Regions from separate parts of the Homo sapiens genome. Here region 2 is linked to region 1. The links are chromatin contacts, found by Hi-C in ENCODE. All regions are on one chromosome and are shown on one strand. The core of a region is the stretch at or near the end of the contact, and the rest is flanking DNA. Distances in the headings are between cores, read along the strand shown.

Region 1 (5,712 bases), core at 1,736-4,235:
TGTACAAAATAAAGTTAATTTCCTAAGTTTCTACTTGCACAACCATGTGAAAATTTCCTGTAGGTCTTCTTTGGCATCAAATTATCCATGAGTGCTTATATCACCTCCATAATTATTAAGCTGTTGGAATTTCTAATAAAGGATAATTTCATTGGCCAAGGCAAGTGATTTTTCGGAGCAAACATAATGAAATCTAAATACTCTCTGAGAGTCTTTTGAGTGTGATAAATACATATGCAAGTCAAGGGAGAAACAATCAGATTTTTCAAAAGGTCTTTCACAAAGTGTCACACCAAAAATTAGCAACAAAATAAAAAAAAAATCACCATAGTATGGAAGAACAGTTTGTCATGTCAGGCAGTGGAATTACAGAGAGAAGATAAATAGTACGTGTAAATTGGCTTATTTTGACAGATACAATCAAAATAATTTTTTCCATGAATGATTTGACCAAGTTGGTAGAGACGTCTCTAAATTATTATACCGTGCTACACTTTCTCTTTCTTGTTTCTTTGGAATCCCTCTTCTAGTGTGGACCAACTGTCTGACTTCCTAGAGTTCTTCTTAGTGTAGTCTTTTCATTTGTTTTCACACAACTGAAGTTTCTCCTTCCTATACTCCAGACTTTCTTGCCTGCCTGACTTCACTGTATTCCCTGTTCTTGGAAGGTCTTTATCTCTTAAAAGTTAAGCTTGTAGTGCTTGCTTTGGCAGCACATATATTAAAATTGGAACGATACAGAGATTAGCATGATCTCTGCGCAAGGATGACACACAAATTCGTGAAGTAGTCCATGTTTTTAAAAATTAAAAAAAAAAAAGCTTTAAAGCTTGGGATGGTGGTTGGCACCTGTAGTCCCAGCTACTGGGGAGGCTGAAGCAGGAGGATCATGTAAGTTCAGGTGTTCAAGGCTACTATGCACAATGATGGAGTCTGTGAATAGCCACAGCACTTGGGCCTGGGCAACATAGTGAGGCCACTTCTCTTAAAAAAAAAAAAAACAAAAAACAAAAAAACAAAAGTTGAGTTTTTAGAAGGCCTTTTTGATTTACCAGCCAAACTGCTCTCTCATTGATTCCACAACACTGAATTATCTTTTAGCATGATCTCTGCGCAAGGATGACACACAAATTCGTGAAGTAGTCCATGTTTTTAAAAATTAAAAAAAAAAAAGCTTTAAAGCTTGGGATGGTGGTTGGCACCTGTAGTCCCAGCTACTGGGGAGGCTGAAGCAGGAGGATCATGTAAGTTCAGGTGTTCAAGGCTACTATGCACAATGATGGAGTCTGTGAATAGCCACAGCACTTGGGCCTGGGCAACATAGTGAGGCCACTTCTCTTAAAAAAAAAAAAACAAAAAACAAAAAAACAAAAGTTGAGTTTTTAGAAGGCCTTTTTGATTTACCAGCCAAACTGCTCTCTCATTGATTCCACAACACTGAATTATCTTTATTTTTAAAAAAATTTATTCTAAAAGTCTTTGTATTTTGTTCCCTCCCCCTTCCCCCTTCCCCTCCCCTTCACTCCCCCTTCCCCTCCCCTTCACTCCCCCTTCCCCTCCCCTCCTCTTCTCTTTTCTTTTTTTGAGACAGAGTCTCGCTCAGCTGCCCAGGCTGGAGTGCAGTGGCACGATCTCGACTCACTGCAGCCACCCTCTCCCGGATTCAAGCGATTCTCCCTGCCTCCGCCTCCCAAGTAGCTGGGATTATAGGCACCTGCCATCATGCCGGCTAATTTTTGTATTTTAGTAGAGACAGGGTTTCACCATGTTGGCTAGGCTGGTCTTGAACTCCTGACCTCAGGTGATACGCCTGCCTCAGCCTCCTAAAGTGCTAGGATTACAGGCGTGAGCCACCGCGCCGGGCCTTCTCTTTTTTTTTTTTTTTTTGTTTTTTTTTTGTTTTTTTGAGACAGGGACTCACTCTGTCTCCCAGGCAGGAGTGCAGTGGCACAATCCCAGCTCACTACAGCCTCCACCTCCTGGACGCAACCCCCACCTCGGCCTCCCTAGTAACTAGGACTACAGGGCACAGGCCACCATGCCCAGTTTTGTATTTTTTGCAGAGACAGGATCTCGCTATGTTGCCCAGACTGGTCTCAAACTCCCGGGCTCAAGCGATTCTCCTGCCTGGGCCTCCCAGGCATGAGCCACCTAGCCCGGCCTGTATTATCTTTTCTGGAATTCATCTCGCTTACTGGATTGCCAGCCTCTTCTGGACAGCAATTTGTACTCCTAATTCGCTTATTATAGTATGTCAAAGCATTTATTGTTTAATCAAATTAGGGCAGATCAATGAGAAGTTACCCTTCGGATACACTGTCCCATGACTTCTCCGTCCACCGACAGTCCTTCTTAGGCCCTTGGCTTTCCCATGCCACTTATACAATCTTTCAAAACATTTGAGTGCGTACCATTTATATTATTCAAATACGAAAAGGGAAAGCGGTAGGCGCACATTTCAGGTACTCGTCAAAGATGAGTTGGACGCTGGAGATAAAATAAAAAATGGGCCTACCATTTAGGGAGGTGTGACGAAGTGACACCACTCTTCCGTTAAAACCCGAGGGCCCATTGGGTCACCTCCATTTTATTCAGGTTTCGGAATCTCGGTCATGTGAGCTAACTTAAAAGGCTCAAGAGTGGTTACCTGCCTACCCGTCATAATCACTTCCCAATTCCTTGAAAACTTCGGGTTCCTCGGCCGGCCGCCAGCGCCGGGCGGAGAATCGCCCTCCCTCCCACTGCCCAGACTGGAGCTGCCTGTTCCGTTCCACCCCGCCCCACCCCACTGCATGCTGGGAGTCGTAGTCCCGGCTGGCAGCGTCCGGAAGGACGGGAGGGCACGGGAGTGCAGCCCGCCCATGTGGCTACTGGAGGTCACGTTCCCTAACTGATCCCTTGGTTCTCTCGGGTGGAGCCTTCAGCGTGCACGGCGGGGTTTGACTTTGCCACCGTCTCTCTTCTGGGTTCCAATAAAGTTTTCCTCTTCCTCTCCTCGTACGGAGTTCAAGATGGCGGCCTCCTGGTCGCTCTTGGTTACCCTGCGCCCCTTAGCACAGAGCCCGCTGAGAGGGAGATGTGTTGGGTGCGGGGCCTGGGCCGCCGCTCTCGCTCCTCTGGCCACCGCCCCTGGGAAGCCCTTTTGGAAAGGTCAGTGACTGTGCCATGAGTAGTCCGAGCCGACTGCATATGACTGGAGAAGCCTCTGGGATTACCCTCCCTGTCCGATCTACCCCAGGTGTCTCCTGCTTTCACGAAGCTGAGGGCTCCTCGAGAGGAGTTTCCATTTCTCTTGACCTTTTATACTGTCTGTGAATGAGCCCTGAGCACTGAGGGAAATGACCCTGAGTGACTTTCATTTTGAGGGTCAGAGGTTGACTCAGAGTTTGTTCCTTCCGGGACGTTTAGAGAGCTGAACCTAGTGGGAGTGCCTGGCTTGAAGAGATGCAGGTGTGGGGTTGGGGCCTGGGGACCCCTACCCTCTGCGTTTTCCAAGCTCTCGGGGCTGGTGACTGACGGGCACTGGAGGAAGAGCCGCGCCTGGGACCTCTGCAGGCCCTGATGTCTCTCGTGATTCTAGGAAGGAAGGTCCACACACATTCTCAGATTGAGGGATCGATTCTTGGTGTTCTTTTCAAGTCACTAGGGGCTTCAGTGGAATTATTTTGTCACCGGGCTTTCTTTCTCCCTGGCTTCCTTCATTCAGTTATATGTTCATGAATGAATGAATGAATGTATATTCTGAGTAACCAAGAGTGCCAGTTTTACTGCTCTATTCATGTATTCGCACTAAACTGCACGATTTTCAAAGGCAAGGACATTGTGTCATTGTTTCCTAAGCACTTAGCGCAATGATTGGTACTTGACGTGCAAATATGATTTTTGAGTGAATGAATGAATGAAATTATTCTCCTTGTCTCCCTCATCCACATACTCGTTTTCCTTTTTCTCAAATCCAAGCAACCCCTGTAATATACCTTAATAGATTGATAGACCTTAATAAGGTATATACCTTAATAGATTATTTATTAATTTAGCTAAAAATATGACAATCTTTGACCCTTATCATCAATGCAGTTGAAATTAATACTAGAACTTTGATTAGGTCACCTTACGTCTTTCTGCAAAGATTAGCATAATGCATTTAGTATAATGGAATAGGCTCCACACACTGCCTGGGGGTAGCCCTGATCTGCTGGAGTAGTCGTTAAAAGTAAATAAATAAATAAAGATATAATGGAATATTCTGGTAGTGTAAGCTGTGGATTATAATATAAATTTTATTTTTCATTTTTGGTAGTCAATAAAAGCAAATGCTATAAATTTCAACAGGTGCAAGAAAGAATATGGCAAAATGTAAGGCTTTTTTCTATCCCTATCCCTTAGCTGCTTAGTTTTTCTCCTCAGAGGCAATCTGTGATACTAGTTTCTTATGTATTCTTCCAGATATATTCTGTGTATGTATAAGCATATACATATATAGATAATGGTATTAAAAAAATAGAAGTAGTAACATGCTGTACACATTGTTTTGTGTATACAGCAGTTAATTCTGTTAATTGTTAATTTCTTTTTAAATTTAGTAGCTTGGAGATCATTCCATATCAATACCATATCAATTTCATATGAATAGAACTGCCTCGTGTTTTAAGTTTTAAAAATAGTATTCCATTCTATGTATATACCATGATTTATGAACATTAAAGATTTAAGGAGCATCATTATAACATATAAAATTCACTGAATGCTTATTCTGTGTCATACAATATACTAAGTACTTTCTACATACATTATCTTATTATTCCTCATTATCCTCATTTTGGAGATCATGAATCCAAGGTTGCTGAAGTTATATGGCTAGTAAGTGTCAGAACTGGATTCAAGTGAAGGCTGTGCTATTAATCTATACTCACACTTTCTCCAATACACAAAATTTAGCCAATTCTGGGTGTGAAGATTTGATGAAAATGCAGTTAGGTTAGAGGTCCATTTAATTGTATCTAAGGACGCTCCCTTCCCCTCTTTATTTTTATTTTGTTTATTTATTTATTTTTTTGAGATAGAGCCTTGCTCTGTCTCCCAGACTGGAGTGCAATGGTACAATCTCGGCTCACTGCAACCTCCACCTCCTGGATTCAAGCAATTCTCCCTGCCTCAGCCTCCCTAGTAGCTGAGATCACAGGCACCCACCACCACGCCTGGCTAGTTTTTGTATTTTTAGTAGAGATGGGGTTTCACCATGTTGGGCAGGCTGGTCTCAAACTCCTGACCTCAGGTGATCCGGAGCCTCGGCCCCCCAAAATGCTGGGATTACAGGCGTGAGCCATGGTGCCCTGCCCCCATCTTTAAATAAAAGGAAAATTTTAGTTGAAATTTTGTTCAGTATTCAGAGTCTGATTTACAAATCGATTTTCTATCCCTTTCCTGTTTTTTTGGGGGGGTACATTTCTATTTTACCTTCATTTTTCATCTTTTGAAGTCTACTATTTAGTACAGTGTAATGTGGCTGGGTGTGGTGGCTCACACCTGTAATCCTGGCACTTTGGAAGCCTGAGGGAGTAGGATCACTTGAGCTCAGGAGTTTGAGACCAGCCTGGGCAACATGGCAAAACCCCCTCTCTATAAAAAATACAAAACTTAGCCGGGTGTGGTGGTGCACGCCTGTAGTCCCAGCTACTTGGGAGGCTGAGGTGGGAGGATCACTTGAGCCCA
Region 2 (5,712 bases), core at 1,655-4,154, 790 kb after region 1:
CAAAAAACTCTAGGAAAATAGACTAGTGATTAAGAACAGAGACTTAGAAATCAGACATGCCTTCTCGACTCCAGTATTCACTATTTAAGTTCATCTTTCTGGGTCTGTTTCCTCATCTATAAAAACTAAAACTCACCTCCCAGAATTGTTGTAGGTATAAAATTGGAGATTGCAGGGAAATGAGACTTCAGACAAAGTGCACAGATAGTTGTGTAAACTCATCCAGAATATGAATGTAAACCCCAAATATAAAAAGACAATAGTATGGCATGAACTGAGTTTTGCAGATCTGGTGTGACCCACATGATCAGACAGTGTCACCAGCAGCTGCACCCCACCTTTGGGAACCCTGGGGTCCAAGGAAAGAGCACTAAGGTGGCTGCAAGTACTTCTTCTCAATGAGAATGCCTAGGAGCTTCCCGTTTCCTTGACTAAATAAATCAGAAACTTAATCTAACATTATAGTGAGTGGGTTCATGCATATTTGTGTACTTCTTTTGTTTGGGAAAGATCTCTTCCTCAAAACCTGTAACCCATGGAAACACTGCAAATGTTATATGTAAAATGCTTACCACAATGCCATATGGTAAGCACTCAATACATTTAAGTGATTTTAATTTTTTTAATTCATTAAACAAGTCATATCAAAAATTAATTACTAATGATTACCATTATTCAAAGAAAAATTTAAATCACCAATAACTCTATTTCTAAAAGAGAACTATGGTTAATATTTTGGTGCATGAGTTTCCTGACTTTTCCCTCTTCTCTATAATAATAAATATTTTACATACTATTTTAAAGCTGTCTTTTCTATTTAAATTTGTATATTTATTTCTTTTCCTATACATACATTTTAAAACAATTTTCAATAATTACAATAAGTTCGTGACCAGCCTAGGAAACATAATGAGACCCTGTCTCTACAAAAAACTTAAAAATTGGCTGGGTGCAGTGGTGTGCATCTGTAGTCCCAGCTACTTAAGAGGCTGAGGTGGGAGGATCACTTGAACCCAGGAGATTGAAGGTGCAGTGAGCTATAGTCACACTGCTGTGCTCCAGCCTGGGTGATGGAGTAAGACACTGTCTCAAAATAAAATAAAATATAAATATAAATAATAATCCTTTATGTCTATAATCCCTGCTGTTTGATATTTAATTACCCACTTGTATATAAAAGACATATAGATAATACATTTATATCATAAATATATTAACATGTACACACTTTTAAGGTTTGGACTAATATTCAAACTGCCCTCTAGAAAGTCTGGCTGTATGATGCACTGTCCCACCAACAGCTGCACTGTTGTCAACACAGTACCATAAAATTTCACATTTTTAGCCAGTCTTAATTTGTTCTTCGATTTTCATTACAAAATTCTTAAGGGCAATAGTTGTTTTCTTTTGTTTTTACATCCCCCACAATGCCAAAACAGTGTCAGACATAAAGAAATATTTTAAATGAATTCTAACCTTATCTTTAAAAAGCATATTTATTTCAGCCTTAGGTGGAGAGGGAGGTCTGCTATAGAGGTGCTGTGGGATTCAGGAAAAAAAATAACAACCCTGTAATTCTGTATTTTAACAAGAGAAAGGAGCTAATCATAATTTAGTCTCATTCTGACCAATTAAAATAATATATTGTATGAAATGAAAGAATATTTATCTCAAGGTTTGAATCTTCATATATTACTATATATCTACTTCCAAATTCAAAGAGGGAGCCATCAAAGACCATTGTAGACTGGAATTGGATATTTCTTTATCGGAATAATTACCACTAAGAGAATAAAAATAAACACACTTCTGATAAATTCTCATTGCCTGGTGGAAAGGCTAAATGCAATTCTAGCCTGGGGTCAAATTTTTGCTTATAAAGTTATTTTTCTGTGCTAAACTGAAAAAAAAAAAAAGAAACAAAAGGGATTGTCTGATATTCATACTCTAATATTCAATACAGGCCCAATCATGCAAGATACGTTTAAATCTTTAACACCTAAGGAAGATGAATTAAGCTTTAATGTAGTATTTAAGAAAAAAGCAGGTGTCACTAATGAGGTATAACAGTTAGACTTTCCATCTTCCTTGACAAGGTCAGTTGCCAAAATCATTTTGTTTCATCATGTTATAACAGATTTTTAGCGCACATATCAAAACTCTGACCTAACAAATGGTATGCAAAAGGACAAAAATGGCATTTACTCTTATAAATTTGCAAATATTTTGTGCTTAATGGTACTGTCATAATAGGATTTACAATTAGAAAATCTCAATGAGGTATTTTAAAATCTAATTTAAAACATATAAGCAACAAAGTTAAAAATGCTTCAACAATTATGTTGGTTCGGGTACCCAGTTCAAATTGAGTAATTTCTGAACATTATATAACTTAGGTGAGTTTGCTTTTTAAGAAATCAAGACTAAAATGTTACAATTTATGAAATAAATGCTGAATTATGAAAGGGATGCAAAAAAGTACTTTTCTACATTGTTTAAACACAATCCTTTATGATTCTAATGATAATTTTCCATAATAACTGAATAAAAGAATAAGTTGAATCTGAAGTATGCATGAGCATACAAATGGGAGAATGATTTCTGTATGAGCTCAATGTAATTATACAACCTAGGCTTGATTTCTAAAGACAATTGAGGCTCCTTTTCTTTTTAGCTATAAACAACTTGCTGTATGATATGTAATGCAAAACCGTATTTTGGGAGATTTCAAACATTTATAATCCACAGGAAAAATACTCAACACTCCTACACTATTTTTTCAAGCCCACAATAGTGCAGTCTTTCAGCTATAAAGCCAGAAGCCAGTTATAAAACCAGTACTTTTCCACTAGAGTTACTTGTGGGGCGGGGAAGGGGACGTTCAGCACTGCAAACGTTAGGGTCTAAAATAAGATCATTGCAAGGAGTTACTACAACACTTGCACTGCCAGCACTGTCATGGCAACAATGAACTAGCTAGGAGAATGCTCTTTTAACTTTCAAAGCTAATCTTGAGTCTATTGCTCATGGAAATATACCAAATTTTCTTTTAGGTAGTGCATTAAATAAATCATCTTACTAGGAATCTCTTAATATAAAAATAAGCCTTTTATACACCATATTTCCAGGATCTCAGTCCATAGAATCCTTGCGATCAGGCAACTTTTATAATGACAACATAATGAAAATTATACACCACAGTGAAACATGAAGATTCAGTAGGGTTCAAATCAGTTTCAACATGGGTCAAGGTTTAAATAAGAACTTGATATGCAACTTAATAACATCTGAGAATGTGGTTTCCCCTAGAAAAGTTTTAAGTTTTACCTTGAAGGAAAACAATTTGGGAAAGAAAGTAATATATTTTTACTGTTAGGAATCTTAACGTTAAATTTTTATTCAGATAATGAGGTATAATGTTGGAAAGCACAGACTCTTGAGTCTCACAGCCTGGGTTTTAAACCTGACTCCTCCTCTTACAGACTGAGCATCCCTAATCCAAAAATCCCAAATCCCAAATGCTCCAAAGTCTGAAACATTTTGAGAACTGACACGACACCCCAAGTAGAAAAATTCCACACACAAGTACTTAATACAGACTATTTCATGCACAAAATTATTCCAAGTATTGCATAAAAATTACCTTCAGATTATGTGATAAGGTATATATAAAACAGATATATTTTGTGTTTAGATTTGGGTTACATCCCGAAGATATCTCATTATACATATGCAAATATTCCAAAATCCAAAAAAAAAAAATCTGAAATCTGAAACACTTCTCGTCCCAAGCATTTTGTTCTGTTTTGAAACAAGGCCTCCCTCTGTTGCCCAGGCTGGAGTGCAGTGGTGCAATCTTGACTTACTGCAGCCTTGACCTCCTGGGCTCAAGCAATCCTCCTACTTTACCTCCCAAGGAACTGGGACCACAGGCATGCATCACCATGCCCAGCTAATGTTTGTATTTTTTGTAGAGATGAGGTCTCACTATGTTGCCCAAGCAGGTGTTGAACTCTGGGCTCAAGCAATCCAACAAAACCCTGGGATCACAGGTGTGAGTCATGGTGCCCAGCCTGGTCTTAAGCATTTTGGATAAGACATATTCAACTTGCATTAGCTATGATAACTTGGGCAAGTTTTTAACCCATCTGGGCCTTGTTTTTTCTTGACAGATAAAATGGGAATAAAAATATCTACTCATACAATGTTGGGAAGGTTGAATGAATTATTACATGAAAAGGGCTAAGGGTTAGGTGTGGCATACAGAATGCCTTTTCTTCTTGTTTTCAAAAGCATACAGACTGCTAATGGCTCTTTAAGACAACTTGATTCCAATCCCATGGCACATTTTAAAGCAGACAGGAAAGTCTGGTGCCACCTCTGCCCCTCCCCTCCCATCCACCCCAATTCACAGAAGATAAACTAGGCAGGCATTGGGAGCTCAGCAGGAGCCCCAAAGACACCTGCCAGATATTACCAAGCAAATTCAACCTTGCTTAGTTCCTTTCTTCTAAATTATATCAGGCTGTCTGATACAGAAAGCACTGTTTTGAAGACTTTCTGCTTAGTATGTCAAGCTCCCATTGGGGGAAGCACAGTAGAAACACTGATAGGGCAGCTCTAATGTCCTCATTAAACCGTCAAGGAAAGAAACTTCTGTAGTAGATAACTTGCTTGGAGTACTAGACATGAATCAACCAGGAGCAGAGTATTCGGTTGCTTACTGGCAATACCGGCATACAAACAATCACTTGCTTTCCTATATTATGTGTCCCTGAAGACACGTTGAAATTTAAATGTTTATAAGTGAAATAAGAGACTAACTCAGTGTAAGGGAAATCCAGTTCCCAGAGAGCTAAAACAATATTTATAAAATCCTTGTAGTTCCTAGAGGCACTATTTCCCCTAGGACCAATGAACCTTTAAAGTAGCTTAAAACTTTCTCAGTTGGCTGGAGACTTGGGGGCTCTAAGGGCATATAGTGCTAGAGGGCTCAACTTCCTATCTCCTCCCCTAGAGGAAGGAGGCAGAATAGAATACTAAGTACTCACATTCACTGAGTGCTTACTGGGTTCCAGTAAGCATTGCTCATAACTCTGTAAGGGAACTGAGGCTTAAGGAGGTTATGTAACTTGCCCAGTCACACAGTTTGGCAGAGCAGGACTTAAACCCGGTCTGACTAACTTCACAGCCCATGGTCTTGACCATTATCCTCCAATGCTGTCCAGGTACTGAAGCACAAACTTTGGCCATGGGTCTCTCCATGTGCACTTGATCACCTGGATGATCCATGCAGCTGCCTCTCTGCAACCTCTCCCTGCTGGTGCCATGCTGGCATACCAGAATGATGCTGGACTCCAATGAAGGGCTGGTTGCTCCAGATCTGCTGTCACTTTGGGCAACTACTAACACTTACACTGGGGCAGTGGTACCCTATGACACGATGTATTAAAATGGAATTTAATGTACAAAAGGCAATTAGGGATTTTCAATACATGTGGATAAAGTGCGGGATGTATGAAAGTCAATCACGTAAAAATCAAGCGTATCCATTTCTAAACTAATGGCAGTTTCAAGTTTGACTCATTAGATGGAAGATCTAGATCAAATGCATCATTATCATCACCATCACAATCATCACCAATATTTGTTGTGCACTTACTATGTGTTAGGTTTACTTCTACATGCTTTACACGTTCAAATAATTCTCAA

What was found. Hi-C counts contacts between places; a loop is a spot of excess contacts on that map. Pooled maps may share reads with other maps.
Region 2: a loop to region 1 is called in a pooled map, with 2.0 times the contacts of the local background. The contact joins the enhancer-like site here to the promoter of AFG1L in region 1. A Hi-C loop is called at or near these places in 1 of 50 pooled maps.

The regions. Positions count from the first base shown.
Region 1 is chr6:108,292,069-108,297,780 of GRCh38, forward strand. AFG1L (AFG1 like ATPase) reads left to right here and starts at 2,986. Exons shown (of 13, transcript NM_145315.5): 1 at 2,986-3,150. The coding sequence starts at 3,012. It also overlaps the pseudogene RNU6-1144P. RefSeq lists an enhancer at 2,838-3,327.
Region 2 is chr6:109,077,292-109,083,003 of GRCh38, forward strand. The region is part of intron 1 of SESN1 (sestrin 1); the gene reads right to left. Among named protein-coding and RNA genes, the nearest start is that of SESN1, 15 kb to the right of the region's middle. Within about 2 kb of position 2,905, at least 12 of the 41 ENCODE cell types and tissues checked have a DNase peak (open chromatin) inside an H3K27ac peak, as active enhancers do.